Linked DNA regions of Homo sapiens: region 1 is linked to region 2. Evidence: chromatin loops called from intact Hi-C (ENCODE). Cell type or tissue: ascending aorta. All regions are shown on one strand. Each heading gives the region's core, and the rest is flanking DNA. Links, peaks and the distances in the headings are about the cores only.

Region 1 (16,091 bases), core at 7,615-11,614, 110 kb after region 2:
TAAATATGGCCAAAATAATGTCTCCCACTATAACACAGGACAGGGTGTGGTGGACCCTTTCTGAAGGATTGGCAAATGTCTGAGAAAAAGAACAGGCAACTGTCTCCCTGGATGGATCCATCCCATCTGGAGCTCTGGAATGAGACACAGTGAGATTAGTGAGTGGTATGATAAGACGAGAAACTCTGAAAGGCATGATTAAGAGATGGTGAAAGGTGGCTATTGCACAAGCTTGGGTAAGATAAGCCTGGGGGATCCTCTAAATATAATTAAAGTAATCCCTCAATTACACATTATAGAAAAGGAGGAATGGACTAGTTTCGCCTGAGCAAGAAAGAAACAGACCTTTAAGAATGTGTCTGAAAAGCTGTGCCTCCGGGTGCCCTTTGGCTTCCATGCTCCTCACTGCTGACCAGGCACAGTGGCAAAGAGGGATGGTCAGGAAGCACTCACTGAATGGTAGTTCTGTGAAATGGAGGTGAGGGTCACAGATGGGAGTGCATGGATGGTACACAGGTGAAGTGCTTAGCATAGAACCTGGCATATAGTAAAATCTCAGGAATGTATATGCCATTGAATGAGCTACTATTAAATGGTCTAAGACAAAAATGTACTTTTTCAATAAAATAATACTTTGATGACCATAAGTGATTCTACTACTGAGTACATTTGAGTGCTATTCCACACAAAAATATTTAATGTTTACAGCCAATTATATATGGCTTCTTACAAACTCAGTGACTCAAAGCAACTGTTTCATAATGTCTCGAGATCTGGTGGGTCAGAAATTTGGGCAGGCCTCTCAGAGGTACTCAGCTAGGAGATGAGCTGATCTGGAGTGGCACAGGATCTCTCCACTCACGTGTCCTGCGCATTTGCAAGGACAGATGCAAAGCTGGGATTGGTAGAACTGTTGAAGTGTCTTCTGTGACATGACAGACTCAGAAAATGGCTCAAGGCTCCCAAAATGAGTTTTCCAGGAGATTAGGTAAAAGTTCCAAGGTTTCTTATGACCTAGCCTCAGAAGTCCCAGAACATCATTTCTATCTCAATCAATTGGCCAAGTAAGTCACTAAACCCAGTCCAGATTCAAGGGAAGGAGAATTAGACTCCACCTCTCAACAGGAGAAATAGCAAAGAATTTATAGCAATCTCTACCATAATATTTATACCTATTAAATAAGAAATGTAAGAAATTGTCTCAAGGCAGTTACTCATGTGAGTTAGAATAGAGTTGACATTTGTGGGTGTTTGGCTCTTAATGGGAGACCTATTTCTGCCATGACAAATGATTCCTCTGGAGATTTGTTTTAATGGTACATGGGTCAGCCAATAGAAAAACTCTAGGCATTTGAAATTCAAATGCTGGATGTTCTCTATAAAATGCTGTCTAGCTATCATCTTTTAAAATTCCAGCTGAGGTTCTCCTGAAAGTTTGGTAATGAGACACCCTGTTCCTAACAGAAGGAAAGGGCTCTCCTTCCAGTTACCTATCATCCCTCATCTTTAACCTCTCTAAATCCATAAAAAGAAACAGTGGGATGAAGAAAAGAAAGAAATAACCTAAGGACTCTAGTAAAGGGATGAATTAAAGTGTCTGAATTATTCATTATTGGGGTTATTAAGCCATTTTCTGCCTTATGCATGTTTCAAAGATATGATAACATCTTTCATTTCATTTTTACAGTTGGTGAAATTACCAAATAACTATAGGATCACATTTGAATCTCAAAACAACTCCAGAAGATAGATAAGAAAATGTAATATTACCTTTCCTGTTTTGTAGATGAAGAAACCAGTGACTTGATCAAAGTCTCTTAGCTGGTAAAAGGCAGTTCAAGTCTGGAACTTAGATCTTCCAGTTCCGTACCAACTGTCCTTTAAACTATGCAGCTGCCTTTGAATAAGCTCACGCATTTGAGCAAAATAATATTGATTTAGTTTCACATCAATACTGCATATTTAAGTCTTTGAGAATAATAATTCTGTGAATTCCAAAATTTGTCTCATTTTTGCATTTTTCATCTGGAGTTTTATTTTCTATTTCTGCAAAAATAATCTGTATTTTGTAGTCAGTGCACACCAAACTCGAATGTCTCAAAATAAATGACTTTTTACTCATCCAAGAATAAATGGTATTCATCATACTTAGCAAGGACATCATGGTTTTGATTTTTCAAAGTACTTTGCAAGCATCAGCTAATTAAGCCTCCCTGAGTCTTCAGTATGACAGTTGTTTTCAAAATATCTCTCATTTCCCAGGAAAGTTCTCCATTCTGTCTTATTTATACAATCAGCACATTTGCTCAGTTCTTAAAATAAGAAGCTAAAGGCCATGAAATTATTTTTGATCAATATGTGGCAAATACAATTAGCTCAGTGAGACAAAAATGCCCAGTGACTAGTCTAAAGGACAACGTGGAACACAATGGAAGAACACAAGGCGTTTTAAAGTCTAGATACTGGATTGTCCCACAAGGTCCTTCAAAAATAAAACACAGGCATCTTCTTTATAATTGAAACTTGAAGGGGTTTCCTGCTTGGATCATTCTAAATGACATGACCATACTCTGCGTTTAAATTTTGTTTTCAATTACAGGATGGAAAAAAACTCTTAAAAAATAGTTCCATCTTTGGACTCAGTAAAAATCAGGGACCATTCAGTAAATGTTGGCTCTCAAAAAGCCTGCACAAGTGGCCATCTGAGGTTATATGACAATCCCTAGACTTGTTCTATGCCTTAAAATATCTTCCATACAGCTACGCCAGGATTCTCAGCATTCGATAGCTCTTTTTGGGTTAAGAACAATGTGAACATACCTCTTACCTGAGAATAGAAATACATTAATTCAGGAATAATCTTTTTTCTTTTTTTTGAGATGGAGTCTCACTCTATTGCTGGAGTGCAGTGGCTCAATCTTGGCTCACTGCAACCTCCACCTCCTGGGTTCAAGAAATTCTCCTGCCTCAGCCTCCCAAGTAGCTGGGATTACAGGCTCATGCCACCACGCCCAGCTAGTTTTTGTGTTTTCAGTAGAGACGGGGTTTCACCATGTTGGACAGGCTGGTCTCGAACTCCTGACCTCAAGTGATCTGCCTGCCTCAGCCTCCCAAAGTGGTGGGATTACAGGCATGAGCCACAATGCCCAGCCCTAATTCAGGAATATTCCTATTTCCTCGGTATGGTTTAGATGCATGCAAAAAACAAAGATTTAAAAGTATAGAATATAGGATAGGTGAGTTTGTGTTTAATGAGTGAACTAAAAGTAAATATGTTCTGGAACTAGCTCCTGGGAAGCTTGAAATCCCCTAGGGGAGGAAGATACGGAAAAGGGGAGGAGAAACACTAAGGTTCTTTTCCCTTATATCACACTTAATACAAGACATATGTAGTTAATACAAGATATAAATGACTCTAATGATATTACTGATGACAGGCAGCAGGCAGAACAATGAAAATAATAATCATTTGCATGTGTAAGGTACTTCAGAGTTTGCAAAGAGCTTCCTCACCTCACCTTGCAAGGAGCTACCTTTGACATCGGAAGGAACTGGTATTCCCATCCTATATATGAAGTTTGGAGAGAGAAAGTAATTTGTTCAAGGTAGTATTTAGTACTTGGCAAAGCCAGGGCCCAAAGCCAGAACTTCTGGCTTCTAGTCTGTAGCCTGTTCACTAGTCTGTTTGGGGAGAATATTGGATACTGAGTCCAAAGCTCAGCGTTTCTAATTCTTGCCCACCTCTTAAGCCTTGTACATTTGGCCAAATAATTTAGACTCTTCAAATTTCTGTTTCTTTACATTTAAAAATTCTGTCCCTCCTTTCTTCATTGAATCAAATGAGACAGTATATAAGAAAACACTTTATAAACTGTGAAATGCTAAATAAATACAAGGAATGTATAACTAAATCCATCTTAATAAGTTAATATTCCTTGGAACCCTGCCTCAAGACATCCTTACAGTTAAACTTTCCTCCCTTTTGTGTTAAAGAATAAAGAGTTCCTCCTTCTCTTTGGAGTTAAACCTTTCACATGTGCTTTAATAGTAGACCAGTAAATATGTATCCAGGATTTACCAAGATGGTATTGTCTCACTTAATCTTCATACTATTTTATAGACAATGAGCTGAAGCCCCCAAAAGCTACACAATTTGCTTATTTACGCAAATTAAGTATTACAGCCTATGACATCCTGTTTCAGAACTTATGCCTTTAATTGTTATGAAATATTGTCTTGCTAATGGTTTTGGCAACTGGTCTGTTTTGCCTTATTTTGGTTTTCGGTTGCTGTAAAACAGTATGCTCTCACATTAAATGGCTTAAAATCACATCCCTGTATTTGCTCATAATTCTCCAATCTGGATTGGGCTCCACTGCATGATTCTTCTGCTGATTTTGTCTGGAGTTAATTCATCTGGCTTCAGTGAGCTAGGAACACATCTGGGGCTGAATCATCCAGGAGGGTCTGTTATCCTGCAAGGTTCCAGCCACATGGTCTCTCATCATTCAATAGTCTGGGTCAAGCTTTTGTACAGCATGGCTGATAGCTTCCACCAAGAGGAAAAACTCCAATGTGCAAAGGTTTACCAAGTTTCTGCTGGCATCATGCTTGCTAATGTCACATTGGTCAAAGCAAATCACAAGGTTAAGGCCCACATCATAGGGAAATGAAGCCCAGAAGTTGTGGTTTACTGGGGGTCATCATTGTTTACCATTATCTCCTCTCTTACCCTTTATCTTCAATTTTTCCTTATTTACCTGTCTTTTCCCTTCAGCACAGAAGGGAAATCTGGGGCCGGGCATGGTGGCTCATGCCTGTAATCCCAGTACTTCCAGGGGGCTGAGGCAGGTGGATCACCTGAGGTCAGGAGTTTGAGACCAGCCTGACCAACATGGTGAAACCCCCATCTCTACTAAAAATACAAAAAAATTAGCTGGGTTTGGTGGCGCATGCCTATAATCCCAGCTACTCAGGAGGCTGAGGCACGAGAATTGCTTGAACCCTGGAGGTGGAGGTTGCAGTGAGCCTAGATCACGCCACTGCACTCCAGCCTGGAAAACAGAGTGAGACTCTGTCTCAAAAAAAAAAAAAAAGAGAAAGAAAGAGGAAAGGAAAGGAAAGGAATCTGAATGATCACATTCAAATACAAATATAAATTTCCTGTAACTGCATATTCCCTTTAAGCTACCACGTTACTCTCCTTTGCACAGCCAATCATTTTTAGAGTGGTCTACACTCACTGCCCTCACTTCATCACTGCCTGTTCATTCTCCAATCACTGCAGGCTGGCATCCACCGACACCACAGCAACAAAACTGCTCTCCCTGAGATCCTCAATAACCTCTGCACTTCCAGAGGCAATGGATAATTTCCTGACCTTGTTTGCTTTGAACTCTCTGTGACATTTAACACTTCCCTTTTCTCATGTGACTCTTCTTTCTCTCACTGTTTGTATCTTTAGCTCTTCCCATCCTCTGATGGTGCCTAATGATCTTCACTCCCCAGGGTTCTGGCTCCAGCTCTCTGCTCAACTGGTTGAATAACTGCTCATGCTACAGCATGCAAGCTACATCTGTAACCCCAAACTCCATGCTTACCTCCAGACCTATCTACCCAAGTATCTACTAGATATCTCTACTCAAATTCAACAAGCCCAAAACTAATCCACCGTCTGTCTTCTAAAACCAAACCTTCCTCCTATAATCCTTCACCTTGGTAATTAATACCACCATTTACTAAGTTGTTCATATGAGAAATGTGACTCAAGACTTTTCCTTCTCATATTCCTACAATATCTAATTCGTCATTAAGTTTTATCTGTTCTTTTTTTAATTATTTCTTAGAACTATCCAGTTGTGTTTTGGTAAATGAGCAACCCATTCTCTGAGAGAGGGAGAGGTGGGTGACACTTGATGGTTTTCATGGTGTGACTGATCCTCCCACCACAACTGATTTTGATGCAGGATATTTTCTTGACCCCTTCACGGAACTCGCGGCAGGGGTGCCTTGTTTACTCAGCCCGCCCTGCTCAATCCCTTGCAGGAGGGAGTGCGCAAGCGAATGACTGCAGGAACCTGAGCGAGCGAAGGCAGGAACTGGCCACTTTGGCACCAGCAGGAGCAAACTCCATGTGGGCCCCTCACCAGCGTCCAGGTGTGGGCACCAGCCACGCCAAGCCCCAGAGGGCGTGTAACCATACTCTTAGCTCCACCGTCCGCAGACAGCAGTGTGTTATCAGCTCAGTGAGCCCTTTGCCTCATCACGTAGGGCAACTGCCTTCCGCCAGCAAGGGCAAAGGGCCAGTGCGACCGCCTTTTTGGATACCTGCACGTAGTGTGTCCGAGTTCTTGTCCAGTGCCCAAGAGGAATGAGGTCACACAGATGAATTGAAGGATGGCGAATGTGGAGAATTTTTTTTTTCAGTGACGAAAGCGGCTCTCAGTGGAGAGGTGAGCTGGAAAGGGAATGGGAAGGGAAGATCCCTCTCCTCTGAAGTCAAGCCACCTCTCTCCTATGTCCAGGCGCTTCTTCTCGACATCAGGCTGCTTCTTCCCTCTGCTGGCTGAGTTCTGGGGTCTTTATGGGCACAGGATGGGGACGGGGCAGGCCGTAGGTAGTTTTGGAAAAGGCAATATTCAATTGGTAAAAAGACAGTATTCAGAAATAACCAATCGGGAGAGAATGGAAGTTCTCACTTTGGGCTGTGGGTTTCAGGCTTTTCGGCTTGAAGGTGGGATTTTGCCAGCGACCCGCCCCTGTATGCCTACAGTTTCTCTGCCTCCTGTTGCTATCAATTTTAAGCTACCAACATGACGCCACTGAACAGAATCGGGAAGAGACATGCGGAACACATATTATATAGTATTTCCACCAACAGATATAATAGATGTAAATAACCTCAAAAGAGTAGATAATAGTAAAATAATTATGAAGTGATGAGTTTCTACTATTTTCTTTGCTTTTAACATAATTAAATTATACATGTATGTAATTTAATTTTTAATTGATGACTTTAACAACCAACTCAAAAAAGTCTTGAAATGTAACAAACAGCTCTCACAAACCAGTACAGGTTGGATCTATCCCTCTTTTCTCCACTCCTAAGACCACAGCCCAAATGTAAGGCTCTGACCACCTCACCTTGATGTTACAATTGTCTCTCACAGGTCATGCTACTGGTCTGTCCTCCACACAGCTGTCACACATACAAATCTGGTTATATCATCACCCCTGTCCACACATGTGTGCACACACACAGACATACACACATGCGTGCACACACAGACACTTACAATAATTCTTTGGGTCCCTATAGCTCTATGGCTGGAATTTTTAATTCCTTGTTTAATGCACTATGACTTTTACAATATGGCTATCTGCTTACTTTTGAGCCTTATCTACCCCAGCCCACTTCCCCTATTGACAGCCTAGAGACCCAAATATTAACATCCTAGAGACTCGATGCTTCTGCAACTTCACCCATGCTGCTGCCTGCCACCCTCTAGAGTACATCTAGCTGTGTGAGAACATCCTTCATACAGCTAACTACTGTTTATTAGTTTTCAAACCTCAGATCAAGAATTACCTTCTCTGGAGGTCATCTCTATACAGTAGTTAAGAACACTGTAGTTAAGAACACAGACAGACCTGATATCAAACAGAAGTGTTAAATATCTGCTGTGCCACTTCCTAGCTGTGTAACCCTGAACAAGTTACTTAATCTTTATGCCCGAGTTTCCTTACTAGTGAAATGATTACAATAATGTGCTTACCTGATAGAACTGTTCAGAAGGTTTAAAGAATATGTGTGTGCAAAGCTCTTAGAATAGTGCCTAGAACTTAAGTACTTTGGATGTAGTAAAGTTAGCTATTATCAACTACCTAATTTAAAAATGCCTCCTATCTCTCTTTCCATTGCATTATGTACATAATCATCACATTACACTATATGATTTTATATAAATATATTATATATTTATAGATACATTATTAGTATATACATATATAGATACGTGTATATAATACATATATAGATACATGTATATAAGTATATAGATTATATATGTACACATATAGTATACATTTAGCCCTCAACCTGTGGGATCTGACACTATCTCCAGGTGCACATACATAGTATATACACATATGTATACTATATATATATATATATACTTATATACATGTATCTATATATGTATATATTTATCTATATACGTATCTACATTACATACATATATGTATCTATACACACACACACACACACACACACACACACACATATGTTTCATCCACGGTTCCTGTCTCATAATTCCCATAGACCTTTTTATAATGTTATAATGTTGGTGCATTTTAGGCCTCATAAGCGGACCTCAGAATAACAGGATTTCTCTCTCTCTAATCTTCTATTTTTTTACCTGCTACTTTTTCTCCCCAAGGCAGGACTCTAATCTTCCTCTGCCTTTACCTACCTTGTGTGATTGTAGGTCATAAGACCCCCATTTCAGAAGGGGTTCTGCCCCATATTCTGGAGGAAGGAATGTTGCATGGAGAGGCCAAGAAGAGGCCCAGCACAGTGATCCATGTCTGTAATCTCAGCACTTTTGGAGGCCAAGATGGGACAATCGTTTGAGCCCAGGAGTTCAAGACCATCCTGGGCAACATAGGAAGATCCTGTCTCTACAGAAAAAAAAAAAATTAATTACCCAAGTGTGGTGGCAATCACCTGTAACCTCAACTACTTGGGAGGTTGAGGTGGGAGCATGCTTGGGCCCAGGAGGTCAAAATCACGCCACTGCACTCCAGCCTCACAGTCAGAGTGAGACCCACCTCAAAGGAAAAAAAAAAGAGGCCAAAAAGAATCTGAACAGATGGGCCTTACCGGGTTTCCCCACTCAGCCTTTGAGTACTAAAGCATACCCTTTTTGTCTAAACACATTTCTATGTGGTTGTCAATGGTGCCTATCCTTTCATGAAGTCTCCATAAAAGGCCCAAGGGGACGAGGTTTGAAGAAATTACAAGATAACTGAACCTATGGAGGTTCCTAGAGGGTGTGTTCCGGGGAGGGCTTGGCAGCTCTGTGCCCCTTCCCCCATACCTCACCCTTTGCATCTCTTCACTTGTATCTTTTTGTAATATCCTTTATTATAAACCAGTAAATCTAAGTAGGTGTTTCCCTGAGTTCTGTGATGCACTCTAGCAAATTAATCGAACCCCAAGAGGGAGTCATGGAAGCCCAACTTGAAACCAGTCAGCCAGAAGTTCTGGAGGCCTGATCTTGTGACTGGTATCTGGGAAAGGGAAGATGTCTTGTGAGACTGAGCCCTCAACCTATGGGATCTGACGCTATCTCCAGGTACACAGTGTCAGAATTCATTTGGAGGACACTCAGCTGGTGCCTGCTGCAGAGTTGATTGCTTGCATGTTGATGACAAAAAATCTCCCACATTTGGTCACAGAAGTCTTCTGTGTTGATTGTAGCGTGGTGTGAGACCACAGGAAAAGCAGTTAGAGATTTTCCACACCCAGAAACTCTTAAGAGAGAAACTATGTGTCCTTGTGCTTAGGCAGTGTCTAGTAAGTACTCAATGAATGAATTTAAAAAAAATGGATTAGTGATGCAAGTTCTGGCCAACTGGACATTCTTTCCTTTTGATTCATTCAGCTACATTTAGATTTAGGGAAATGAAGGGAACTTGTGAGATCATGTGAGATCATGCGGACAGATTAAAAGGGAAATATTTTCTCAAATTTAATTAGTTATGCATGTTGCTGCAACAAACAAAAAGAAATGAGCCTTATGATGCAAAACACGTTTGATAATTCTTACTCCCCTTTTAAGTTGTACCATTTGTAAGAAAATAGGGTAGCATTCCATGTGCCTAATTCCACTGTTATGTGTGATGAATGTCGGAAATACTCCTGGCATTAAAAGGAGCCTAAATGTGTGGCCAGAATGGACTTTAATGTTCCACTGGACAATTTTTCTGACCTCACAGCAAAACTTAAATTACATTATTTTCTGAGAATCTAAGTTGTTTATTCAAGAATCACAACTTAACTTATCAGGAAGATGAGAGAAAAAAGAATTAAAATTTATTGAGCATCTCCTAGGTATCAGGCATTTTTACCAGTACCATTTCTTCTAACTCTCACAAAACTGAATTAGATGTTTTATTAGTCAAGGTTCTCCAGAGAAACAGAACAAATAGGAGATAGGTAGGTAGGTAGGTAGGTAGATAGATAGATAGATAGATAGATAGATAGATAGATAGATAGATGATAGATAGATAGAGATATAGATAATGAGGACTTAGTTTACATTAATGGAGCCAGTCCCAAGATCTGCAGTCAGCAAATTGGAAAGCCAAGAGAGCCAATTGTATAGTTCCCGTTCAAGTCTGAAGACCTGAGAACCAATGATGTTGAGTTCTAGTCCAAGTCTGAAGGCCTAAGAATTGGAGGGCTGATGGTGTTAAGTCCCAATCCAACAGCAGAATATCAATGTCCCAACTCAAACAGATAGGCAGAGAGAGAGAGGGAATTCTCCCTTCCCCTGCCTTTTTGTTCTATTCAGGTCCCCAGTGGATTGAATTATGCCCACTCACATTGGGTAGAGCAATCTGCTTTATTCTGTCTACCAATTCAAATGTTAATTTCTTCAGAACACACCCTCAGAGACACACCCAGGAATAATGTCTAAGTAGATATCTGGGCATCCCATGGTCTAGTCAAGTTGACATATAAAATTAACCATCACAGATGTTATCCCCATTTTTAGATGGGGAATCTGAGGCTTAGAGGGCTAAGTAACTTGCCAAAGATCATATAGATGGCAAATGTTGCTCCAGAGTTCAAATGCATGTCTCTCTAATCTGAAAGCACCAGTCTGCTTCCGCTAAACCAATGGTTCTCAATCAGGGCGATTTTGCCCCCCATGGAACATTTGGCAATGTCTGGAGACATTTTTGTTTGTCCCTAGCTGGTGGGGGATGGGGGCTCGCTACTGACATCTAATGGGCAGAGGACAGGAATGCTGCTAAGCATCCTACAAGGCACAGGACAGCCCCCCACAACAAAGAATCATCAAGCCAAAATGTTAACAGTGCCAAGATAAAGAAACCCTTCACTAAACCATACTATTTTGTATTTCTATAGTTTTCAAAACCAGTAGAATAGTAATAACATACTGATCTAAAATATAAGGCTAGGCACAGTGGCTCATCCCTGTAATCCCAGTACTTTAGGAGGCTGAGGTAGGAGGAATGCTTGAAGCCAGAAGTTTGAGACCAGCCTGGGCAACATGGAAAGACCCCATCTCTACAAAAAAAAAAAAAAACAATTAGCTGAGCATAATAGTTTGCACCTATATCCCCAGCTACTTGAGAGTCTGAGGCAGGAGGATCACCTGAGCCCAGGAACTGGAGGCTGCAGTGAGCTATGATTGCAATTACACTCCAGCCTGAGCAACAGAGCAAGACCCTGTCTCAAAAATAAAAATAAATAAATAAAATAAAATATAAGTGACTATAGTTCCATAACTCTAATAAATATTTGTGGAATAAATGAATAAATAAGTAAACATTGAATTTAAAATGTAGAGGAAAGAAACTGCGTTTTTCAATGATTCTTTACAATTAGCATTCACTAGGAGGATAGAATGTTTTAAATTATCATCGCTAATAGAGTCCACATATTTACTTTAAGCATGAATTACCATATATAAAATATTTTATTTTAATACAATAAAAATCATGGAATATATTTTAGTGGGTTTAGTAGTTTAAGGGGAAAAGATAGCAGCAATTTAGGATTCATACAATTAATGGAATTATTTTCAATTTTAGAATCCTAAAATATTAGGGTTAGAGGATCATCTAGGTCTCACTCTTCATTGTTCATCACTTGAGAAAACTGTATCTAAGAAAGGGCAAGTGACTTTCCCAAGGTCTCCTGGCAGTCAGGGACACTGCTAGAGCCAGAATCCAGCTCTCCTGACAGTTTAATGCTTTTCTTGTTTTAAGGTGTTTTTCAATGTATTAGAGTTTTGGGGCAGCGGGGGGAGGTTGCTCCATGTTTTTACTTAAATACATTTTTCTTTCATGGAAAATTGAATTCCTATGCTTTTTGCCTTGTTTAGGCCATAAGATGTTTTATTGAAAGAAACTTTCAATATCAAGTAATCCAACCAACCTTCTAAGATAAGCCTTTTCCTTCAACACAAAGAAGTGCATTTTGCCAAGTACGTACCATCTTACTCCTTAAAATGTTTGGAACTTTTTGTTTAAAAACTCAAACTCAAAGTGAAATCTCAATTTGTCACAATGGTGGTTTTTTTGTTTGTTTTGGGATTTTTTTAGTTTTTGTCCCCCTTCCTTACACCTTTGTGTAAGAGGTAAAATGGAGAATTTGCAAAATAACTAGAAAAAAGCTGGAGTGGGAGCCAGGAAATCTAGCTTCAATCCCAGCTCCCCTTCTACAGAGCTCAGTGATCTCCAGCATGTCACACTGTAGGCTTTCTAGGCCTGTTCTTCATCTGCCACATCCTGGGGTTGTTGTAAAGATCAAATAAGGTAATATCCCATTTGTAAATTTATTTGGTAAACCCAAAGCACTATGGCAATAGAAATGTCAAGTATATTTTATATGCCATTACCCGTTCTAAATAAAGTAAACACCCATTCCATTGTTAATATTCTAAATTTCTCCTTGTTATATGTAGTCATTTTCAGAAGGATCACTTAGAAGAATTATACTTGAGTCTCCAAGTACATGTCCTTTTCATTAAAACTGGGAATTGATTAGTCCAGACTAGTAAGGTTATAAATGATTTAAGTTTCTCCCCACACCCCTGATTCAACCCTCCCACCCCCACCCCACCACACACACACACACACACACACACACACACACACACACACACACACAATACCAAATCACTTTCTATGTGCAGCTTTACTCTCTATTCTTCCAACTGACTGTTCCCTGGTCCAGGTGGCCCACCCTGGACCACCTGGATTTGAATAGTGAGATAGGTAAAAATGTGTTCTTGTTCCCAATATGATGAGGAAGTCTATGCTATAGCCCTGTTTTCTTCAATAAAAACTTCATTTGCTGCTAGTTTGAGAGGCCGAGGCAGGTGGACCAGTTGAGGCCAGGAGTTCGAGACCAGCCTGGGCAACATGGCGAAACCCCTGTCTCTACTAAAAATACAAAAATTAGCCAGGCATGGTGGCACATGTCTGTTATTCCAGCTACTTGGGAGGCTGAGGCATGAGAATCACTTGAGCCTAGGAGGCAGAGGTTATAGTGAACCAAGATTGCGCCATTGCACTCCAGCCTGGGCAACAGAGCAAGACTCTGTATTAAAAAAAAAAAAAGGAAAAAAAAAAACTTCATTTGCTGAGTTAGAACCAAAGACCCACAAAGACCCACAGGAATTCCTATGTGTCACACTAAAAATGATGATGATAATGACAGAGGAAAATATGAAGAAAATATGAAATGGAAGTCATCTGTTGTGAAATGGAGATGAAACATATACATATGTTGCCACTCCCTGCTAAAATTCCAGAATAATGATAGGAAAAGAATAGTAATAATATAGACTCACAGTGACTGAGATAAAAGAAGAGGAGACAAAGAAGACAAGTGTCAACACATCTTTAGAAGATGGAAGACTGACTTAGAACAGGGAAAGCTTAAACCTAAGAGTCTGCAGAGAAGGATGCCATAGACAAAGAAGGAAGCCATTCACACTGAAGAACCCATGCAAGTTTCCAGAATTGGAGGCACCAGGTGATTTGGAAGGCAGGGTGAGGATAGAGGCTGAAATCTGGAGTATTGGTTGAAAGCCTATCAGATTAACTCTTAGATTCAAGATCCTTCCTCCTGCCTGCACAGCCAGGGGACTTCCATGTTTCAACACAAACAGGAAAAAGCTTATTCTCTGGCTCTGCACTCAGAATAAACACAATGTCAGGTGGGAGGTGGAGCCATACAGAAACCTAGGGACTAAGTGAAAAATCAGTGTGTGCACTGAGAGAACTCCAGTCTCTTCACTGATTTCACAGAATGCTAGCAACCAGGTTTATATTTGCTTCTCAAGGTAAGAGGTATGAATTTCTCCTCTAGAGAAAAGAAAATCTCCCTGTAATATCTGTCAATGACATTTGGGGTGCCCCATCAAGACTGTCAGGTTACTGCTCCTTGGAAGCCCTCCAATGCTCCATGGAACTATTCTTTGGAAGCCCTCCAAGCCCTGTCCATAAAGTTCTAATTGGCTTTCTAGTGACTCACTGCAAAGTATTAATGGACAGCCAAATACATCAGACATTAGAGAAAAGCTTTCAACAGGAAAAACAAAGATCAAAACAAACTAACTGGGGAAAAAAGGAACAAGAAGGAAACAGAAACTGCAGGGTGCAGAGGAAATTTTCAAAATATTTGATTAATATCCTCAAGGAGACAAGAACATATGTCACACTAATAAAGAACAGGACAATATTAAAAAGAAGCCTTCGGGAAATAAAAAATTAACAGTATATAAGCATATTCTCACTCATATGGAAGCGAAAAAGTTGATCTCATAGAAGTAAGAAGTAGAACAGAGGATACTTGAGGCTGGGAAGGGTGAGGAGAAGAAAGGAATAGGGAGCTATTTGTTAAAGGACGTAAAACTATAGCTAATAGGAAGAATAAGTTCTAGTGCTCTATACCACTGTAGGATATTATATATTTCAAATAGCTAGAAAGAAGACACTGTTCCCAATACAAAGAAATAATAACTGTTTGAGGTGATGGATATGCAAATTATCCTTATCTGATCACTATACATTATATGTAGTGAAGCATCACTATGTACCCCATGAATATGTATAATTGTTATTTGTCAATTTAAAAATAAAATTAAAAAAGAAAATGAAGTATAAAGGTATAATTTTTTTTAATCAATAAAACAGGCCAGGCACAGTGGCTCATCCCTGTAATCCTAGCACTTTAGGGGGCTGAGGCAGGCAGATCACTTTGAGCTCAGGAGTTTGATACCAGCCTGGGTATCATGGCGAAACCCTATCTCCAGGAAAAAAAAAAAAATCAATAGGAGAGATGTAAGGTAAAAGTGAGAAAGTTTCCCAGAATGATAGACACACTGTTGAAGAGAAGAGCAAAAATGATTAGCAAATCGGAGAATCAACCCCAGAATTCTGATATTTAACTAATATAAATTCTAGAAAGAAAAGACAAAAAATAGAAGGGCAAAAATCATTAAGGAACTAACACATAAAATGCTCCCCAGAACTGAAATATATAAATTTCCAAATTCAAAGGGCCTAATGAGTTCCTAAACTAAATGTAAAAGTATCCAAACTAAGGCAGAGATGGTAATATTTCAGAAGACTAGGGCCAAATGTAAAAACATAAAAGCATCCATAAAGAAGAAAAAAATACTATGTTCATAAAAACATTGGGGAAAAACTCACATCAGAGTTCTTACTAGCAACACTGGAAATTATAAGAAAATAGACCAATGTTTTAAAAAAAATTCTGAGAAAAAAATACTCCAATCTAGAATTCTATATCTATTCAAACTATGTATCAAGTAAAGGGTAAAATACAGATATTTTTCTAATATGCAATACCTTAAAAATTCTGTCTCCTGTGTGTGGTTTCTCAAGAAACTTATGGAGTATGTGCTTCATCAAAATGAGGGAGAAAACTAAGAAAGAAAAATATATGGGACTTAGGAAGCAAGAAATCAAACAGAAGAAAAAAGACAAAGGGGATTACCAGGGCGTGGTGACCCCAGGTATGGACCCCAGGAGAAAAGCTGCCCAGCAGCCGGAGATACACCAGTCCAAAGGAAGCAAGAACTCCGAGGCTCTGGGAGTGCCACTTCCAAGGGGCGAAATGGACACGAGGGATTTCCTTACGGGGTTGTTGATGTAGCTCTGTTGTTGTTATTGTTGTTACCATATTAAGAGGAAATTTTAAATTTTGTTGGAAAATTCAGGAAGAATAAGTGATGGGTGCACAAAAAAGTACGTAAAAAGCTTTAAAAGGAAGGCAATTTTTAAATCAAAACCAAAGCAAA
Region 2 (16,091 bases), core at 5,923-9,922:
TTGAACTTCTATGGGTCAACTACAGATTCAGCTGAGTGGTTTACAACTGAGGTCTCTCATGTGTTTGCTCTCAGATGTTGGCTAGGACAGGAATCATCTGAAACCTTCTTCAGTCACATTTCTGGTGACTACAGAGATAGCTTAGGGCTGGACATCCAAGGTATCTCCCTAACAGGATGGTAGCAGAAAGTTAGCTGGATTTCTTACCTGACATATGAGAACTCTAAGAGACAAATACAGAGGCCTAAGACCCAGATGGCTCAGCCTTAGACAGATGCAGAAACCATCTGCACCTCAGAAAGCGGAAAGAATGGGTACAGATAAATATAACTTCTGGGTAAGGGAGAATGAAATTATTAAAATATCAATCCCAAAATTGTTCTGTAATATAGATTCCCTCGGTGGCCAGTAACTAATGCAGGGCAAAAAAGATTCCATGATCAGATTTATTTGGGAATTTCTTAGTTTAAAAAAGTCAATGAGCTTCTTAACTATGGAGATTTTCAGAGCCTGTTATGAGCTAATAATACTTACTGGTAATCTCCAGAGTCCCCCTTTCTATTGAACATTCTTCAGAACGGGGTTTTATGGATCACATCCTAGGAAATGCTGTACAAATGTTTCTCCCATCAAGTAGCAAGAAGTTTTCTAGAGTTGTCATTACTTCTTTATCAGTCAGTATTTTCCAGAAAAACAGACCCAGTAAGATGCGTATATAGAGAAAGAGGGAGAGAGAAAAAGAGATTTATTTTAAGGAATCAGCCTGCTCAATTGTGCAGACTGGCAAGTCCAAAAACTGCAGGGTGGGCTGGCAGGCTGGAAACCTAGGGAAGACTTGTAGTTCTAAAGAGTCTGAAGGGAATCTGCTCTAATTCCCTCATCTTCCCGGGACCTCGGTTTTTTCTCTATTAAGGCCTTTAACTGATTGGATGAGGCCCATCCACATTATGGAAAGCGATACGGTTTGGCTCTGTGTTTCCACCCAAATCTCATTAGTAGCTCGCATAATTCCCACGTGTTGTGGGAGGGACCTACTGGGAGATGATTGAATCTTAGGGGCGGGTCTTTTCCTGTGCTGTTCTTGTGATAGTGAGTGGGTCTCACAAGATCTGATGGTTTTAAAAACGGGAATTTCGGCTGGGCAAGGTGGCTCACGCCTGTAATCCCAGCACTTTGGGAGGCCAAGGCACGCAGATCACGAGGTCAAAAGATCGAGACCATCCTGGCCAATACAGTGAAACCCCGTCTCTACTAAAAATACAAAAATTAGCTGGGCGTGGTGGCATACGCCTGTAGTCCCGGCTACGCAGGAGGCTGAGGCAAGAGAGCCGATTGAACCCCAGGAGGCGGTTGCAGTGAGCCCAGATCGTGCCACTGCACTCCAGCCTGGTGACAGAGCAAGACTTCAAAAAAAAAAAAAAAAAAAAAAAAAAAAAACCAGGAGTTTCTCTGCACAAGCCTTCTCTTTTTGCCTGCTGCCATCCACATAAGATGTGACTTGCTCCTCCTTGCCTTCTGCCATGATCATGGGGCCTCCCCAGCCACGTGGAACTGTGAGTCCAATTAAACCTTTTTCTTTTATAAATTGCCCAGTCTTGGGTATCTCTTTATCAGCAGCATGAAAACGGACTAATAGAGAGGGTATTCTGATTTACTCAAAGTCTACTGATTTAATTGTTAACTTTAACTTAAAATACCTTAAAAATGCCTTTGAAGAAACGTGCAGAATAATGTTTGACCAAATATCTGGGTATAGTGGCCTAGCTAAGTTGACACATGAAATTAACCATCACAATTTCTAAAATAATTTTTAGGGCAAGGGTTGCTACTTCTACATATGAAAAAGAGAATTCTCATTGGTCATAAAAACTTGCCTTAAATCTTCAATGCCTATAAAATATAGAAAACACCTATTTCATTTACTTAGCAGAAGCTAACTTAGCTTGCAATGAAGGAATCCTCTCAGTCTAGATTGTCTATTGACCGTACACTCCAGAAGGGAAAATAAGATGTCGTTATGGATGAGTTTGTGTCCTAGGTAAGCATATTAATCAATATGCAGCATTCAGATCTTAACTTTGGCTTTCCTGATTTAATTCAAGGTAATTAAACCTAGCCTCCCTTCCAAAAAAACCCACTTCACTGGAGATGCTAATACACACACTTCACCTGGTTGACATTGTTTAGCTCAGGGATTCTCAAGGTGTGATTTTCCAGGCAATAGTATCAGCCTTACCTGGGAATTTGTTAAGAGATGCAAATCTTGGCCTTTACCCTTACCAAATCAGGAACTCAGCAGGGAAAGACAGGAGATGGATCTTTGTTTAAAACAAGGCCTTTGTGGGTTTCTGATACATACTCAAGTTTGAGAACCACTGGACTCTTTCCATCTTTTCCACGTGTGGCTCTTCTCTCAATCACTCTACTGAGTTTCAGAAAACAAAACAGGTGATTACTAATTCAGAAAACAAACCAGGTTATTACTGAGAAGCAGTGAGAGGATGGTAAGGAGTAGAGAGTAGCAACGAAGAACCTCTTACCTGAGATAGCAGCTGACAGAGCCAATCCAATGCTAGTAGTTGTCCCAAAGATTGGCCAAGATAAAAACCAGGGTTGATAGTCCAAAACAGGATCACCTAATACAAAAGATAGGAGAATGTGGGAGCTAAAAAGAGGAGAAATTACAGGAGTTGATGAAGGAGAGGCCTTTAAGAGCACAACATAAACGTATCTAATGGAATTCTTGAGATGAATACAAATACCCACGTCAGCTTTTTAAATTATCATGCTGAATTGCTTTGGCATTTGAGGGGCATTTTTTTAAAGCCTCACTGAGAATCCACAGGATTATCAGTAGAATTTAGTAAGTGCCCTTGGTGGGTAACTCCCCATGGAAGCTTTTCCTTCCACACGGTCAGTAGGTCTAAGAACACAAAAAGTATTTTTTGGCTTTCCTATATTTTCACTGGTGGAAGTCAGCCCATTCACACCTAGTGAATAGAAAAAAAAAAGTAGCTTTAGGTTAATATTACAATAAATCAAAAAGAGGCAGATGGCTGCATCTTCTCAGAGCTACCTCTATTCCTGCCTAAGAATCAACCTCATGAGCTTGGTAGAAGGACATTCTGCTAGTTATTCTTTCTTGAAAGACCAGGAATATCAAGAGATTTGGATTTCAGAAAAACAATCCCCTAATTTTTAAGGTTTTTATTCATCTTGTCTTCCACCCGTAGCCCAATAATCTCATTTTAACGGATGTCAGATAGTCATGTTAGTCTCAAAGGGGAACATCTCTGAGATTTCTGGCACATGAAATATGAATTTCTCTGATAAATGCTTCAGCTCCTCACTCAAGTAGCCCTTTTATGTAGTATATAGTATGTACATCCGCTGATGTATTTCAAGATAATTTAGATGCCTAATTTTCAGTTGTCTTTAAAAAAAAAAAAAAAAAACTTAGACCAATTAAGTTTAACAGAGTTTAACTGGGCAAAGAAGGATTCATGAATCAGATAGTCCCCCAAACCAGAATAGATAGAAAGAGATTCCAGCGCTGCTGCATTGTCAGAAGGATTTATGGACAGAAATAGGAAGGCAGTTTACAGAAAGCAGAAGTGAGGCACAGAGACAGCCAGCTTGGTTACAGCTCAGTGTTTTCCTTGTTTGAACACGGTTTGAACATTTGGCTGTGAGTGGTTGAAGTATGCCTGCTGTGATTGGCTGAGACTCAGCTGCTTGTTACAAGGGTAGGCTATAGTCTGTTTACATATCCAGTTAGGTTACAGTTCACTATGTATGGATAAACCTTTAGGCCAAACTTAAAATATGCAAGGAGGCAGCTTTAGGCTAAATTTAATTCAACCGCAGTCATCTGATAGCTAGATATTTCTCAAACTACCTATGGTTAAAAACCGGTTATATTTTTAAATTTCAAATCCATCATGGATCAATACTTTCATAAAATTCAATGAAAATGAATTACTAGAAAAATGATCACATGGGATTTCATGACAGTGTCAAGTTGCTATAAAAGATAGAAATGCAGGCCGGGCACAGTGGCTCACGCCTATAATCCTAGCACTTTGGGAGGCTGAGGCGAGTGGATTGCCTGAGCTCAGGAGTTCAAGACCAGCCTGGGCAACACGTGAAACTCCGTCTCTACTAAAATACAAAACATTAGCTGGGCATGGTGGTGTGCACCTGTAGTCCCAGCTACTCAGGAGGCTGAGGCAGGAGAATTGATTGAACCCAGGAGGCAGAGGTTACAGTGAGCCAAGATCGCACCACTGCACTCCAGCCCGGGCAACAGAGCGAGACTCCGTCTCCAGAAAAAAAAGAAAAGGAAAGATAGATATACTTGCTCTCCATTTCTGTGCTTTTGAACTTTTGAACTCTATCAGATTACAGGCCAACACTACTTCACTGGTCACGCTGTGATTGGCAGTGATGTAGGTACTGCAAACACCTGCAGGTTGATAAGATTATTTCAAGAATTCTAAAAAGCTAGAACTGGCAATGGTGTTGCCAAAGCTCCACCCAATAGACATCTAGATTTGGACATTTCTCCATCAAACATTCCTCTGAAGATAGTTCTGTGAAGCAAGGAAGACAATAGGTGACAAACTTATCTATACACAAATGCTAGCATTACTGAGCTGGCATTTGCCTCTCTGATAAGTCCAGGTAAGTTTACTTACCTGTCAATTGCCATTTTGTTTCATGGCTTTCTCTTTCTAAGTGGAGAGCCGTGAATAATATTGTGGATGTGCTTTCTGATTATTTGTGTGGATTTTTTGCTTATTTTGTTTGTCCTGGATCTAGTCGGAGTGGAAAAGAGGACTGTGGTGAGAACTTTGGGTTGAACAAAATAGCTGCACTCTTCTTTTACAATCCTGAAATGAAATTCAGTACCATCAACTGGCAGATAATGACAGGTGAAGATTTGAGCTTCACTGAAAGAAAAAACTCAGAACAGGTTTTGAAGATTAGACTCTTCTCACTATTCAAAATAGCAAAGACATGGAGTCAACCTAGGTGCCCATCCATGGCGGACTGGATGAAGAAAATGTGGTACATATACACCATGGAATACTATGCAGCCATAAAAGAATGAAATCGTGTCTTGTGCAGCAACACGGATGCATCTGGAGGCCATTATCCTAAGTGAAGTAACTCGGAAACAGGAAACCAAATACCACATGTTCTCACTTGCAAGTGGGAGCTAAACATTGGGTACTCATGGACATAAAGATGGCAACAATAGAAACTGGAGGGTACTAGAGGTAGGAGAGGGGAGGGGTTGCAAAACTAACTATTGGGTACAATGGTCAGTACCTGGGTGATGGGATCGACTGTACCCCAAACCTCAGCATCACACAGTATACTCAGGTAACAAATCTGTACATGTACCCCGAATCAAAAATAAAAGGTGAAGTTATAAAAAATAAAAACCAAAATAAAATCTCCTGGAAATCTTAAAAACAATAAAATGTGTTATTTTAACTGTCCTTCAGACAAGCCAAAAAGGGTGAGGAGAAGAATGTCAAAATTAGAAATTGAACTTCAGAAACACAGAGCCAAGGAAACCCCTGGGAAAGAAGACATCTACAAAGTTAGTGCACAGCGACCTGGATTCCAGAGAAGACTGTTGAGTTCAGTTTAGAGATGAGAACTGCTAACTACCACAACCTGACAATTTATGGTGGGCTTCTAGTAACAGAATAGGATAGACAGAAAAGAGACAGAACGTGAACCTCCGTTTACGTGGAGTGGGTGAGAAATGAGAGTGAAGAAGTTGTGCCATGCTGCAGGGTTTAAGCAAGGAAAGCTGTATGCAAAACACAAGAATTCACAAAGTGGCAATGTGTTCTCAGGGTACAGATAATAATTAGCAAAAGAGAAACAGAGACGATGGGAGCGATGCAAAGTCCAACAGGTGATATTGGGTGATATTTAAAGAACAGACAGGCATCTGGGAATCCTGCCTGATTCTGAAGAACTAGCACAGGCGATCTCAACCACTGGGCCACAGACCAATACCGGTCTGTGGCTTGTTAGGAACCAGGCCGCACAGCAGGAGGTGAGTGGCAGGCAAGCAAGCATTGCCGGCTGAGCTCTGCCTCCTGTCAGATCAGCCACAGCATTAGATTCTCATAGAGTGCAAACCCTATTGTGCACTGTGCATTCGAGGGATCTAGGGCGCACTCTCCTTGTGAGAATCTAATGATAAATGTAATGGGCTTGAATCATCCTGAAACCGTCCCCTCCCTTCCTCGACCCTGTCTGTGGAAAAATTGTCTTCCAAGAAACTGGTCCCTGGTGCCAAAAAGTTGGGGACCACTGGACTGGCGGGATAGGCAGAGTCTTTGTTTTAACAGAGACATACGTCCTCAGAAAACAAAAATTAGCTCAGAGTGAGAGAGTAAAAAATCTCACCATTTATCAGGCTACATTAATAGACATATATAAAGACAGCAGCAAACTGAACAGGAACTATTTCTCTTAAGGGTGTTGAAGCTATAAAGCGTCATAACAACTCCCTTTGTTGAATGGACTCCTGCCTTATTAATCATTAAGAAACTTTATTTTTTTCAAAATCAAAGATTATCAGAGACTTTGTTGCTGTAGATTATATCGGTAAGAATGAAACACTCCATTCTTGCCTGGAGAGTCTAAGCTCTTTTGACACAGAAGCAGTCTCAATTTACAACCCAGGTGCAGAGAGATTCAGATAAGGGGTTTCTGGATACAACAATCCATCTTCATCCTAACTTTGTACCTTGCAAAGAAACAGGAGCCTGGGTCTATTTCATAATCCAAATCCTTATCCCTGTTTTCTTTGAACCTTTCAAACACTGCTTCATTTAAATACTATCTACATTCCACTCATTCCCAAAATCCTATAATAATTCTATCTTTTCCTTTGCTGAGCCACCTCTGCTGTGGTCCACAGCCACCTTCATTGCATTGCATCCATAAAGTCAACTGTATCAGATAACAGGTTTGCTCCTGGTGTTCTCAGGGTGATTGGGCTGGGGAAATTCTCATCCGTTTACCAGAATAGTATGAAGAACCTAGACAGAAGCCAACTTAGAAGATCAGGTCACTCAAAAGGAATTGTTGCTTTGGGACAAGGTCCGAGTCTACTTGTTGGAATCAAGATATTAGGATAAGACAAGAAGTAAGTGTGCCATCATGCTGTACCTAAGGGTTGGTCTGTTGCAGTCTGAGTATCTCTTGCCTTCAGTTCTGTTTGGTCTCAGAATAAAAAAGATGGAGTTAGAATAGCAAAGAAAGATTCAGTGGTTTCAATTGAGGAAAGTGCCAGGAAGGTAGGAACCAGCTGGTTGAGACTGAAATCCAGGAGTGTACAAAAAGACCAGTGATATAAGCCCAAGCACAGCAGTCCCTGGCCAGGGGGTTTGTCTGGGTTCTCACAAAGGGAGATGCCTGGGAATTAAAATCTGCAAAGGGCGAAGAGTTTCCTCCCCACAGAGCTTTCTTAACCTCTTTGAAGAGAAAAAGACTAGGGAGGAAAATAAGGAAACAGAGTAAAGGAGAGATGGGTAGAGCAGGTTGCGAAGCCCAAAATAATGGGTTTGGGAATAAGGGAAGTATCTTATGATCAAGCTCTATAAAATCAGTGCTTCATGCTAGAGTGGGAACTGGGCAAACTCATGGAAGACAGATTGAGTCTCATGTATCTTTAGATTTTGCACAATTTTTCTGAGCTGCAAGACTTCCCCATAGGAATTGAGTTTTTTCTTTTTTTTCTTTTTCAGCATCTGAACCCAAGATCCCTGTTCAGAGGGTAGAGGATGGGAACATTGTGTTGTTGGTTTGTTTCATTCTCTAGAGGATTTGCTTCCAAGCAGCAGTGAATGGATCACTGTGAGAACACAATGATATTTTCATCTATGACTAAACTATTCTATTCTGTTCCTGCTCCTTTTAGGGAGAGGAAAATTGTTCCTGGTTATTTTGGTCTAAAGTTTTTCAAAACTTCCATTACAAATCATAAAGCAAGTTTGACTTCTGGGAAATTACACTTCAGTTAATAATTTTAAATGTATTTGTATGGTGAAGTATAACTTTATAAATGTTATCTTTTTATGTAAAAAATATATTTTTTAAACAACAACAACAAAACCTGTTACCACATTTCCTGATTTGTGGTATGACCGACACAGAGAGAATTCTCCGGTCGATGGGGAGGACAAGACCACCTCTGAGAGTAAGTTTTCAGATCTTGTCTTCAGTCATCTGTGGAGTAATCCATGCAGCCAGAAAGAAATCTTGAATTTCTAACAAGTCCACCAGCACCATCCTGATAGCCTCTTGTTCAAGAGTGACAATGTTTCCTTGGCTCTTTTTACCGTGGTACAGATAAATCTAGAAACGCATTCCACTGCCACTCTTCCCTGTCCGTCTACACATACATCCTTCTTTCTTTCTTTCTTTTTTCTTTAAAATCTCTGCTTCAAAGTGGGAAAGAAACTTAGAGGTTTCTAGGGAAAAAGTGAATGTGAAAAAGTGAATATAAAATGATTACTAGCAGTAATTATTTTCTAAACCAATGGCTTTCAAACTTTTTAAAACTACAATCAACAATAAGAAAGGCATTTTCCATCAGGTCCTACTACATGTACACTTGGACATATTTGTGTGTGTACATATATAGATAGATATGATCCAGGTTCACAAAACAGTACAGATGGTACATTATGATTTTTCTTTTTTATTCTTTTGTTTTATAAAATATTTATCATTAGTCACTAAATTGATATGATCTACTAAATGAGTGGCAACCTGCAGTTTAAAAAATACTGTTTTTGTGGGCAATATTAGCAGACAGCCTATTAATCTTTATTCCAGAAAATAACTCAAAATAAGCTTTGTTTCCTAATACCAGACTTCTTGTGTTCAAAGGATCTACTTTTGCGATGTTCTTTTGTAGTGTGTCTGCTCCATTCTTTCCCTGAAAGTCCAGAAGTCAATGCAGATGTGATTATATAAGAAAATCAAGATCATATCTTTGTTACTTCTGGTATCAACCCTAGATTCTGAACATTCCCTGCCTCTAAATATTTCTTAAAGTAAATTCTTTATAAGAACTGGCTAGAAATTGATCCAGCTTAGGCTGTTACTGCAGGCAATATCTGCAGAGACTTTTATCAGACTGGAAATGGCTTAGAAAGTGATGGAACAATAAAGGCAGATCAAATACCTTATGGCACTTCATAAAACGAAATACAGCACACCCGTGAAGAAAAATGAAGTTGATCTGTGTGCTATGAACCAATATTTAAGGTATTTATTAAATTGAAAAAAATAAGATGAACGCATTGTGTATAGTAAACTTCCACATGTTTTTAAAAGGGGAATGTATGTACATAGAATATTTCTGAAACGCTCCACAAGATATTAGTAATGGGAATTGCTTATAGGCAATAGGAAAGAGATATAGAGGGCTGGGAGTGTAGAAGGGTCAAGATTTAAGATAATACTTCTGTATACCTCTTTATGGTGTTTGTTTTTTTTATTTTGTGCATATACATATATTACTTTTTTAATTAAAAATAGCTAATTTTTAAAAGAAATATTATACATCAGATTTTGTGATAGAGGGGGTATTTGCAAACTCTTTAGGATGAAGGGAATTTTCTTTGTGAGCAATTGTATAAAAGGATATTTACTTTAATAAATGGATATTTATTATAACACCGAGATTTATCTCCTTCATTTATGTATCTTGTGTAGTTTACAGAGTTCCATGTCCATTGCCTGACTTAGTGTTCATAGCAACCTTTTGAAATAGTTGTGACACATACTAGAAGCAATGCTTTACAAATTAAAACAAAACAAAACGAAAGAAAAAACCCTAAAATCTAAAGAAATTAAAAACCTAGAACATATTATATGGAAAGAAGTTTAGAGTCATGACATGACTGTGATGTAGTACAAACCTGGACATTTTGCACTCTTAAGAGTTACCAAGAAGTTTATGAATAGTATTTTTAAAGTCTTCAACAATACTCCTCACAATGTTGATCTCTTACCTAAGGACACTTGCATAGAGGAGGAAGAAGGCAGAAAAATAAACCTCCTGAAACTCTTCATAAAATATGCCTAATATTAGAAGGTAAATGGTCAACTAACAACTGGTTGAAAATTAACATTAAAGAAGTTGCATTCATAATCTCACTCTATAGATTTTCAGCTTTGCTTTAGAACAAAGCTAAAATAATTACCTCAATGGAAAAAGATGGAGATTTCAAAGCGTCACTACTAAATCTTGAAAAATACCCTTAAGGTTTATGGGTTAGGGTTATAGTATCTCCCAGTTTCCCTGGGACAACCCCAATTTATATCTCCTGTCTCCGTATAATTACTCATAACACCCCTTTCATTCTCCAAAGTGCCCTAATTTAGATGATAAACTATATCTCCACACTATTAAATATCAATCTCTATTCTCTATACACCTTTAAGATTGTCATTTTCTAGAAATTGGGCTTCATCTTGGGGCTAAGAATTACCTTCATTCATGCCAAAGCTGAGTGATATATACTCAGATCGTAACTGCATATATGACTCTCAAATAAGAAAGAGAAGTTTTCCAAACCATTACCCACCAGCAGCTTTAGCTTTATTAAAGAGATTAATAGTGGGAAGGGAGACTCAGGGTCTGGTTTAGAAGTTTTGGCGTGTTGAGGTTTTCAAGGGAAATGTGAACTAAGAATGACTTGGTGAGACTGATGTAAAGATAAATAATTGATACCACATAACACAGTTTTTTTGTTTGTTTGTTTTTTTGAGACGGACTCTCGTTCTGTCGCTAGGCTAGAGTGCAGTGGCACGATCTCAGCTTACTGCAACTTCCGCTCCTGGGTTCAAGCGATTCTCCTGCCTCAGCCTCCCAAGTAGCTGGGACTAGAGACGCGCGCCACCACTCCCAGCTGATATTTGTATTTTTAGTAGAGACGGGGTTTCACCATGTTGGCCAAGATGGTCTCGATCTCTTGACCTCGTGATCCGCCCACCTCGACCTGCCAAAGTGTTGGGATACAGGCGTGAGCCACCGCGCTTCTAAGTGATGCTCCTCCAGAGTCATTCATGTGTCATTTACTGGTTAACATTTGGAGAGTGGCTCCTGGGAGTAAGACACTGTTCTAAGCACTGCATCAGCTTTGTCAATAGTTTTAGGGACTTTGTACTAAATTTCCAGTGGTTTGTTGAGATGTATTTTTTTACATCAGATTTTAACATCAGATGCTATACATCAGATTACAGATCAGATTTTATACATCAACCTGTCTCTGAGCTCTTTCTGACTAGCACTCTTTAGAATTTCTGTGACTTATAACTACTCTATTTGATCATTAGAAAGATTATTCCCATAGCCCAGGTAGGTTGAATAGTAGCTGCAATTTTTTTTCATGTAACAAATAAATGTATTTCTTCCATAGAACAAGCAACTGAATCCAAAGCCAAGTTGGCTATCACAGTACAGCATCTTTTACTCAGCGGTAAGCAGACCACCTCTCCAGAATATATAACTATGGAGACTTAAGGCAATGCCACAGGTTGCTTTTAAGATGTGTCTGCCTGCTACATTCTCTGCAGCACATGGCACTTAAATTGAAGTTATCATGTAGTGATTACTTGAGGTTTCTGTGTGAAGTATTAAAGAATATTTTAATTGTTCTTTTATGTTTAGATTTACACTTTTAACAAAATATTTTCAGAACATGAATATTAACAGGCATGTACCAAAGGTCATGCATTCAGAGTCTGTCTCTGCAGGAGTTAGGTCTTGGTTCTGAATCCAACTGTTTGATTTGATTCCCCCAGTTGTTTTTGTTTACATACGTCTTATGTTTATTTCTCCCCTTTCTTTACTTTCTTGGAAATCTTTTTTTCCTATCCCATTACCAAACTTTTCACAAAAGGAATCTTACGGGTTTTTCTTTTGTTCTAATCATCACTGGTTGAGTGGTTACTGTCACTGCCTTCACTGTCACTGTCACTGTCACTTCCATTGTTGTTACCGTTACCAGACTTGCTCTGGCTGTCACTCTCATCATTGCTGTCAGATGTGCTGTCACTGCTATCACTGCTGTCGCTGCTGTCACTGCTGTTGCTGCTGTCACTGCTATCGCTGCTGTCACTGCTGTCGCTGCTTTCATTGCTGTCACTGCTGTCGCTGCTGTCACTGCTGTCGCTGCTGTCACTGCTGTCGCTGCTGTCACTGCTGTCACTGCTATCACTACTATCGCTGCTGTCGCTGCTATCGCTGCTGTCGCTGCTGTCACTGCTATCACTGCTGTCGCTGCTATCACTGCTATTGCTGCTGTCACTGCTATCGCTGCTGTCGCTGCTGTCGCTGCTATCGCTGCTGTCACTGCTGTCGCTGCTGTCACTGCTGTCGCTGCTTTCACTGCTGTCACTGCTGTCACTGCTGTTGCTGCTGTCACTGCTATCACTGCTGTCGCTGCTGTCACTGCTGTCACTGCTATTGCTGCTGTCACTGCTGTCACTGCTATCGCTGCTGTCACTGCTATCGCTGCTGTCGCTGCTGTCGCTGCTATCGCTGCTGTCACTGCTATTGCTGCTGTCACTGCTATCACTGCTTTCACTGCTATCACTGCTGTCGCTGCTGTCACTGCTGTCACTGCTATCACTGCTGTCGCTGCTGTCACTGCTGTCACTGCTATTGCTGCTGTCACTGCTGTCACTGCTATCGCTGCTGTCACTGCTATCGCTGCTGTCACTGCTATCGCTGCTGTCACTGCTGTTGCTGCTGTCACTGCTATTGCTGCTGTCACTACTATTACTGCTATCACTGCTGTCACTGCTGTCACTGCTATCACTGCTGTTGCTGCTATCACTGCTGTCACTGCTGTCACTGCTATCACTGCTGTCACTGCTATCGCTGCTGTTGCTGCTGTCACTGCTGTCGCTGCTATTGCTATCACTGCTGTCACTGCTGTTGCTGCTGTCACTGCTATTGCTGCTGTCACTACTATTACTGCTGTCACTGCTATCACTGCTGTCACTGCTGTTGCTGCTGTCACTGCTATTGCTGTTGTCACTACTATTACTGCTTTCACTGCTATCACTGCTGTTGCTGCTATCACTGCTGTCACTGCTGTTGCTGCTATCACTGCTGTCACTATCACTGCTGTTGCTGCTATCACTGCTGTCACTGCTATTGCTGCTTTCGTTGCTGTCACTGCTATCACTGCTGTCACTGCTGTTGCTGCTGTCACTGCTATCGCTGCTGTCACTACTATTACTACTGTCACTTCTATTGCTGCTGTCGCTATCACTGCCGTCACTGCTATCGCTGCTGTCGCTGCTATCACTGCTGTTGCTGCTATCGCTGCTGTCACTACTATTACTGCTGTCACTGCTATTGCTGCTGTCGCTATCACTGCTGTCACTGCTATCACTGCTATCACTGCTGTTGCTGCTATCACTGCTGTTGCTGCTATCACTGCTGTCACTGCTATTGCTGCTGTCGTTGCTATCACTGCTGTTGCTGCTGTCACTACTATCACTGCTGTCACTGCTATCACTGCTGTCACTGCTGTTGCTGCTGTCACTGCTATCGCTACTGTCACTGCTGTTGCTGCTGTCACTGCTATCACTGCTGTCACTGCTGTTGCTGCTGTCACTGCTATCGCTGCTGTTGCTGCTGTCACTATCGCTGCTGTTACTATTACTGCTGTCACTACTATCACTGCTGTCACTATCACTGCTGTCACTACTATCACTGCTCTCACTGCTATTGCTGCTGTCACTACTGTCACTACTATCACTGCTGTTGCTGCTGTCACTGCTACTGCTGCTGTCACTGCTATCACTGCTGTCACTACTATCACTGCTGTTACTGCTATTGCTGCTGTCGCTGCTATCACTGTTGTCACTACTGTCACTGCTGTTGCTGTCACTGCTGTCTGACTTACTGTCACTATCACTGCTGTCGCTCTCTGATTTGCTGCTGTCTGACTTGCTGTCACTGCTGTCACTACTATCACTACTGTCACTGCTATCACTGCTGTCACTACTGTCACTGCTATTGCTGCTATCACTACTATCACTGTCACTGCTATCACTGCTGTCACTGTCACTGCTGTCACTATCACTGCTACTGTTGCTATCACTGCTGTCACTGTCACTGCTGTCACTACTATCACTGCTATTGCTGCTATCACTACTATCACTGTCACTGCTATCTGATTTACCTTTGCCACTGTCTGATTTGTCATTGTCATCATTCCCATTGTTACCATTGCCATTACTGTCACTATTATTAGTGTCTGATGTGCTATCACTGTCATCATCTTCTGCTCCTTTTGAGTCACTGCCATTGCCATTATCTTTTGATTCATCAGAGTTATAAGAAGCATCTCCTCGGCTACTGCTGTTATTGTCACTTTCTGAATTAGCATCATCATTGCCATTAGATTCATCACTGCTATTGGGATCATCTCCTTGCATGGACTTATCATCAAAATCATAACTGTCATATCCATCACTATTGCTGTCACTACCTGTATTGCTGTGTCCAACTTTATTTCCTGGTTCTGATTTTTGGCCAGGTCCTTCTATGTTGACAACCTCTCCTTGTGTCTTGACATTGCCTTTGCCCAAGATCATTCCATGTTGTCCTTTATCCTCTTTACCTTCGTTGCCTTTCCCAACTTCTTTGGTAATATTTCTGTTGCCACTGCTGGGACCCTTGATTTCTATTCCCTATGGAAGGATGGAGGAAAGAATGATTAACTAGTGAATATTTGCTGCAAAATTGCATTGATCTGAGGAAGAATAACTGGGAAAAGTTGCCATAGGGATAGGAGTTACATTTCTAGTACTTCACAGTTATTTGTGAAAATGTGCTTTATTCTGTAATTGAAAGCATCCTGGTGCTTAGATTCCTTAAAAATTCATCCACATTCCTACCCAGTAGGAACTTTTGTAAACAATTACATGGGGATCCATGATTTCACATAAGACTTTTCTAGAATTATAACTAAGTTATCAGAAATGTAAGATGTTTAAAGTTGTTCTATCTCGAAGTCTAGTAAGGACTCTAGATTTCCTTAAATAGTCAAGTAATATGGATACAAAAATACATGGATGCTTGTCATGGTTTATTTTTGTGCTAGCATCAATAGATGGAGGGGAAGAATTTAAACTGCCATTGAAAGAAATCAGCTTTACAAACTAACCTTATCTTGGCTCTTCCCAACAGCATGTGTCTCTGATTCTTTGGTGATTCTATTTTCTACGCGTTTGCTTTCTCTATGGTTGAGCTTCTGGGTGTCCTCTATTCTTTGGCTGCCATTGTCTTCTGGAATACCAGCAGAATTCTCCTCACTCTTGGAGGTCTTGTCTCCATCAACTTCATTATGGGGATCTTCTTTGCCTTCAGGGTCATAATATTCTTTACTATCTGAATTTTGACCTATGCTACTATCATGATCATCTTCTTTCCCATGGTCCTGGCCCTCCTGGCCCTTGCTGTTATTACTACTGTCTTTTCCATTCCCTGCTTCTTCATCTTCATCATCACCAGAACCCTCGTCTTCATCCTCATCTGCTCCATTCCCACTAGGACTCCCATCGGAATTATCCAGGCCAGCATCTTCTCCAGTGCCTGGTGTTACCTCAGCTTCCTTAGTCCCATTTCTCTTGCTGTTGATCTGAGGTGTTATTTCACTTGTATTACCCTCGTTTCTACAGGAATTCTCAATTATTTCATCCTCATTGTCTGTACTGTTATTGCTTCCAGCTACTTGAGGTCCATCTTCTTGGACAACAGCGACATCCTCATTGTGACCTGCATCGCCAACATCCCCATTTTGGGTATTCTTATCAGTATTTCCATTAGTGTTGCTTCTGTTTGTGGCTCCAGCATTGTCAATGATGCTTACTTGTCCCTGGATGCCATTTGCTGTGATGTTTTCTTCTTTCCCATGTATTCCATCATGACCATATGTTTCTGCTTTTCCTGTGTCCCCATTCCAGCCCTCAATATTCCCCTCTTCGTTTGCTAATGTGGAATATGTAGAAAAACTCTTCCC

Evidence for each region. A loop is a pair of places that touch in the nucleus more often than their neighbours do. Peaks named below come from ENCODE experiments on the same cell type or tissue, not always from the same donor. Only the 100,000 strongest peaks of a DNase experiment are listed, where the experiment ranks them.
Region 1: a loop joins it to region 2, with 2.3 times the contacts of the local background. A loop is called at or near these places in 1 of 110 quality-filtered maps.

Annotation. Positions count from the first base shown.
Region 1 is chr4:87,500,973-87,517,063 of GRCh38, reverse strand. All of the region lies in intron 1 of SPARCL1 (SPARC like 1), which reads left to right. Among named protein-coding and RNA genes, the nearest start is that of SPARCL1, 20 kb to the left of the region's middle. RefSeq lists an enhancer at 5,679-6,179. In ascending aorta, for the core only: no CTCF peak of the experiment used is centred there; no DNase peak of the experiment used is centred there; H3K27ac peaks cover 3,837 bases.
Region 2 is chr4:87,612,454-87,628,544 of GRCh38, reverse strand. All of the region lies in intron 3 of DMP1-AS1 (DMP1 and DSPP antisense RNA 1), which reads left to right. DSPP (dentin sialophosphoprotein) reads right to left here. Exons shown (of 5, transcript NM_014208.3): 4 at 15,237-16,091; 5 at 11,672-14,760. The coding sequence ends at 11,977. Among named protein-coding and RNA genes, the nearest start is that of DSPP, 12 kb to the right of the region's middle. In ascending aorta, for the core only: no CTCF peak of the experiment used is centred there; a DNase peak (open chromatin) is centred at 8,209; H3K4me3 peaks cover 1,484 bases; H3K27ac peaks cover 3,487 bases.